2 separate regions of the Homo sapiens genome follow, and region 1 is linked to region 2. A link is an interaction called in ENCODE POLR2A ChIA-PET data of the cell type or tissue named here. Cell type or tissue: OCI-LY7. All regions are shown on one strand. Links, peaks and the distances in the headings refer to the core of each region. The heading gives the core; the rest is flanking DNA.

Region 1 (2,909 bases), core at 162-2,661, 280 kb after region 2:
CTATCCGGAAACATTTCCTTCACCTTTCCCTTAGCCCTTTTCCTTCGGTCATGCAGTCTCTTACCGTGCTAATTATCATATTAATATAATCCTCACTTGCGATCCTTCCTGACTTTATTCCCCATCCTCAGATTCTCTTGAAAGCATAATGCCTTCCTAAGTATACACACAATCCATTTAAAAGTCTTTGTATGCGACAGCCTAACTATTCAAACACGAAGTCATTTCTCTAACGGTCCTAGAAAAAATTTTTTAAAAGAAAAAGAAAACCACAAAGTCAAGAGCTTCTGAGGGGACCTGAAAAGTCATCAAATTGAACGCTCTCGTTTTATAGTTGGAGAAACTTATTCACTGAGCTAAAAGGGCCCTACTAATGGAGCCCCTAATTCAACTGTGTAATCTGATATAATCTTAAATTCAGCCTCAATAAGAGCTTTCTGGAATCGCCAGCGAGTCCGTGGGGGAGCCACGGCTAGAACCCAGGCCTCCTGATTCCCAGCCACAGCTTTTCCACCGAACCGGCAGCTCTTCCCAAAAGTTGAAGGCAACTGTCCGCTCACCGTCCAAGACTACTCGTTTTACATGAGGAAAGGGTCACAGCTCCCGAAATTTTGGATTCCACGGCGGCAGCTGCTGCTTCTGACAGCAGAGGCGGGAGGTGGCCCAGGACTACTCGGTCCTCAAAGACTGGACTCTCTCTCGGCGCGCCCGGACCTCCGCGCTTCACTGACTGGCTTCCCTAGAAGACTGGGGGCCTTGCGGGGAGATAAAAAGGGCAGACACGCCACCCCCACCGAGGCCCTGGACGCCCAGCCGCCCTAGAATCACGACCTTAGCCCTTGGAAAGCCAGGGAGATGCGGACCCCCTAGACCCGCAGCCCGGCCGCGTGGGGCGGCGCGCAGCTGAGGGACCAGGAGCTGCGCCCCACCACAAGTGAGGGGCGGACCGGAGACGCCGAGGTCGGCGAGGGGGCACGCGCTAGTTCCACAGCTCGGCTGGCGAGACGGAGGGTAGGCAGGGGTCCCAGGCCGCGGGTGACTCGGGGTCCGTCACATACATACTCACTGCCGTAGCTGCAAACAGAAAGCACCAAACAGGGACCAAAACGCGTAGAGGGACGGGGAGGGGCGAGGACAAATGAGGTAAGGAGGCCGCGTCCGCGCAGACCCGGGAGGAGAGAAGGCACTTCCGGGACAACACAGCCCTAGGCGTCGCCTTCTGTGTCCGCCCACCTGTCGCGCCTGGTATGCGCATGCGTACTAAGTGCGAACCTTTCTCTGCCCCGCCCATAATCTTTAGATTTGCCTTCCATGCTTTGCCCCTTCCCCTTCCCATCTTCTCTTGAAGTTACCTAGATTGCGTCTATTATTTGAATGACTCGTACAAAAGAGATGCTATTTATCGGGCAAAAGCCGGGAGTTCGTGCCCTCTACGCCCGCAAGGAAAACTACAACTCCCATGAGGACACGGGTGAGATTGAGGCCGGGCTCCGCCTCCTTCTCCCTGGAGCTTGGTGGACGCCTTCCCAGTGCCACGTGGCGGGGAGCTGATCTGATCGCGGGCGTGACGACGGCCCGCACGGCTAGCTGCTTGGCCCGCGGGCCTGGGCAGCCCTGGAGCGGGAAACGCCTCCGTGAGAACGCATGGCTTCAAGCTTCTCCCTTGCGCTCCTGATCTTAGGCTGATCGCTTTTACCTTTAGGTTGAAGTTGAACACAGTTCACACTGTGCTCTTCCTCCCCCTCTTTCTGGAATTCCAGGCAACAGATTTAACACTTTATGAATCTTGAAGAGCTGCACTCCTCCTAAATATTGCAGTTAATGCTGATCCTTTGGAAGCCTCCGAAGGCCACAAGGCTGTGATGGGAGCCTCTGGCTTCAGTTGCCTTTCTCACACCTTATTTTAATACTCAAGGTAAACCCTTCTGTACAACTTTAGAAATAACTGTCAACCTAAAGGAAAAACGGAGGCAAAGTTAATATAAATAGAGAATTTATTTGGGCCAAGTCTCAAGAATGCAAACTGGGAGCATCACTTCAAGTTACCCTTAATTTAATACATGATCTTAGCAGCAGTTTCAAGTGAGTTCTTTGTTTTGTTGGCCAGGAAGCTTGAACTCTTGTCTCAAAGGAATTGATCCTTCCATCTCTGCCTCCCAAAGTACTGGGATTACAGGTGTGGGCGACTGCACCCGGCTACAAGTGAATTTTTAAAGGAAAAAAAAAGAAGAGGCCCTTGCTAAATTGTATTCCAAGAATTTACATTAAAATAACAACCTATCCATTGGCTATACTTGTTCTTTCTATCACGGATTCTGGGAACACGAAGATAAAGGGTGATGCTTGTACAGGGCAGAAAAGAACAAAGTGCCTTTAAACAATTGCTAGTGTACATGGGGATGGTGCTAACTGACATCTCATACTCAGGTCTCTCTGGGTCTGATAAATTTTGAATGCCTGGCCGGGCTGGTGGGGTTGCTCACACTCGTAATCTCAGCATTTTGGGAGCCTAAGGGGGAAGGATCTCTTAAGGCCAAGAATTCGAAACCAGCCTCGGTAATATACCAACAGGCTATCTCTTAAAAAATTTTAAAAATTAGCCAGGCACGGTGATGCATCATGCAACCGTGCTCCATCCTGGGTGACAGACTGAGATCCTGTCTCAAAAAATAAGATAAAGAATAAATCTCCTTTTTATAAAATCTTTTTATAAAAATTAAATAAAAATTAAAATTTTTAAATAATTCAAATTTTAAATATTAGCTAGGTGTGATGGGGCACGCCTGTAGCTCTAGTTACTCAGGAGGCTGGGGCGGGAGGATTGCTTGAGCCTGGAAGTTCAAGGTCACTGTGAGCTGTGATTACACCACTGCACTCCAGCCTGGATAAGAGACCCCATAACTTTAATT
Region 2 (2,909 bases), core at 277-2,776:
CCAGCCTGGCCAACATGGTGAAACCCCGTCTCTACTGAAAATACAAAAAATTAGCTGGGTGTGGTGGTGCACACCTGTAGTCCCAGCTACTCGGGAGCTGGGACCACAGACGTGTGCCACCACACCCGGCTAATTTTAGTTTTTGGAGAGACAAGATCTCACTAATTTGACAGGCTAGTCTCAAACTCCTGGACTCAAGCAAATCTTCCCATCTTGGCCTCCCAAAGTGCTGGAATTACAGGGGTGAGCCACCATGCCTGGCCAATCTTTTTTTTTTTTTTTTTTTTTTTTTTTACTTTTAGTAGCGATGAGATCTTGCTGTGTTGCCAGACTGGTGTCCAACTCTTGAGCTCAAGTATTCTCCTGCCTCAGCCTCCCAAATGTTGGGATTACAGGCGTGAGCCACCATGCCCAGCCCCAAGTATCTTTTTGTAAGAAGAACTGTTCTGAGATTATGGCTGTAGCGAATGACATTGGTGTTTCATTCATATCTCCATCCGTCAGGGGGCTGCCTAAACCCAATTTACCTGGCTTAAACAATGACTAATTAAAAAAAAAAAAAGATACACACACTACAGCTCCATTGCCCCTTACTAGGGCAACTTTGAGGTGTGGCCTACACTCTTTCTAGCGTTCCCTGTGAGTCTGAAAGTTCCTCTTTATGAGACATGACTTGATAAGCATCCAGCTTGGCTTCCTTCTCTTCTTTTCCCTGTCTCACTTCCCTCCCCACTCCTTTACTGGGTTTTCATGGAATCATTTCCCAGGAAATCATTTTAAGAGGTAACTTAGGCCGGGCACGGTGGCTCACGCCTGTAATCCTCAGCACTTTGGGAGGCCGAGGTGGGTGGATCACGAGGTCAGGAGTTCTAGACCAGCCTGGCCAACATAGTGAAATGCCGTCTGTACTAAAAATAGAAAAATTGGCTGGGCGTGGTGGCACGTCCCTGTAGTCCCAGTTACTTGGGAGGCTGAGGCAGAAGAATTGCTTGAACTTGGGAGGTGGAGTTGCAGTGAGCTGAGACCATGCCATTGCACTCCAGCCTGGGTGACAGAGTGAGACTCCATCTCAAAAAAAAAAAAAAAAAAAAAAAGTAACATATATTAAACGAACAGAAAAACTTTTGGCTCAAATCACACACCAATCAGCTTCATCCTGTGATTCACTGCATGGCAATGTGTAATAAATCACCAAAACATTGGTGCTTCTTTGAAATGGAAAGTCCAACTGTGAGATCTAAGGGCCTATGTTGGATTTGGATCCTGGTGAGGGTTCCTTCCTACAGCCTAATGACATTCTGACCCAATTAAGTGTCCCATCAGATTAGTCTCCAACTCTTTCCTCCCCTCACTAGCTGAATCCCTTTGTTCTCACACCACAGTTCTATATTTTTCTTGCCAGGGCTCAAGCCATAGCCTGGCACTCTAGTGTTTGTTTCCATGATTCCTAAACTATTAATTTCCCTCAGCTGGCTGAGTCTCCAGTGGCCCAGATCCTCCACAAAGTGGTCCAGACTGTAGACCTTCATGCCATGGAACTAGTGTTCCTTATTTCACATGAATGGCCATGTCCAACCAGTCTCTCAAACACTGGCAATATGATGAAATGCAAAGCCTTGTAAGACAAGGGCACATCCTGTTAGATGTGGAAGGCAACGTGAACTCTCTCTCGAGTGAACAGAATTCCATTTGAGAAATAGCTGGGGTTTCAACTAGGGTTTCTGAACCTCAGCGCTATTGACATTTTGGGCCAGATTCATTGTGGGAAGCTAGTCTGTGCATTGTAGGATATTTAGCAACATCTCTGGCTTCTACTTATTAGATGCCAGCAGCATCCTCCTTTTGTTGAGAAAGCGAAGCATAAGACCAGGGGATCAGGACAGCTATAAACAAATGAAAGGCTCCCTTATTTTGTATGTAATTTTTTGTTGGCAGAAGAATTTTCAGTTGTTTCCTATGAGAAGCTTCTCTCCACATCTTTTAAAAACAGATTTTCCCTATATTGCTAATCCTGTCTCTCCTTACACAGACAAACCCACATCAATCTTTTCACTGCAGCACTAATGAATAATGTTTCTTTGCTGCCCATCAGAGTGGCAAAGAGACAAGGGAATGGCAATATTCCATGTGATTGTGGGAATGGGGAGATGAATACTCACAAACTGCCAGGGACATATAAATGATTGGGGAAGAATCTGACTTGGGAATATAATTTGGCATCATGTATTAAAACTTTTATGAAATATATGCATGCTCTCTGACCCTAAATTCCATTTTATCACAATTGAATAAATGGAGAAGATATTATGTAGAAGAATTTTTCAAAAATAATAAAAATTGGAAACAAAATGCTCGACAGGGAGCTGATTAAATCATGGCACAGCCATATAATAGAACATCATGCAAAAGTGCAGACATGTATTTGTTCCCAAAGTAAGTGAAAAACAGGTTACAAAACAATGTATACATAGGTATAGAAAAGTCTGAAAAAATAGACACTAATAATTTTAACTACATTTTTGTGTGAAAGAATCACATATGACTTGTTTTTAACATTTTTCCCCCTTAAAATGATTACATAATCTTTGTATAACAGAAAAATAAAGAGCTACTAATAAGTACTGCAAATAGCAAGGTCCATGAAAGCAAGACTTTCCATGGAGAAAATGGGAGACTGGTTCCCCTTGCTCTGTTTTGAGAAGGCCAAACACAAACCAAGGTAGAACCCAAGATAGGAGCCACTCAAGCTGCTTCAAATCAAAGTTGGGCCAGAGGTAAGATGTTTAGAATCTTCTTAATCCTACCAACTATACAGATCTTTACTGTTTTGGACATTTGCTTTTCTTCTCTTGTATTTATCCATGTAAAGTCTTATTTAATTAATGGTTGAATCTATACATATTTTAAAC

What was found. ChIA-PET counts read pairs that join two places held together with the same protein. Peaks named below come from ENCODE experiments on the same cell type or tissue, not always from the same donor. Only the 100,000 strongest peaks of a DNase experiment are listed, where the experiment ranks them.
Region 1: POLR2A ChIA-PET joins it to region 2 with 7 read pairs; 4 of 35 experiments call an interaction of 5 or more read pairs at or near these places.

Annotation. Positions count from the first base shown.
Region 1 is chr9:37,078,188-37,081,096 of GRCh38, reverse strand. It overlaps the pseudogene EBLN3P. Among named protein-coding and RNA genes, the nearest start is that of ZCCHC7, 41 kb to the left of the region's middle. RefSeq lists an enhancer at 1,017-1,496. In OCI-LY7, for the core only: no CTCF peak of the experiment used is centred there; DNase peaks (open chromatin) are centred at 1,226 and 1,496; H3K4me3 peaks cover 2,463 bases; H3K27ac peaks cover 2,485 bases.
Region 2 is chr9:37,359,310-37,362,218 of GRCh38, reverse strand. No RefSeq gene overlaps it. Among named protein-coding and RNA genes, the nearest start is that of LINC01627, 34 kb to the left of the region's middle. In OCI-LY7, for the core only: no CTCF peak of the experiment used is centred there; no DNase peak of the experiment used is centred there.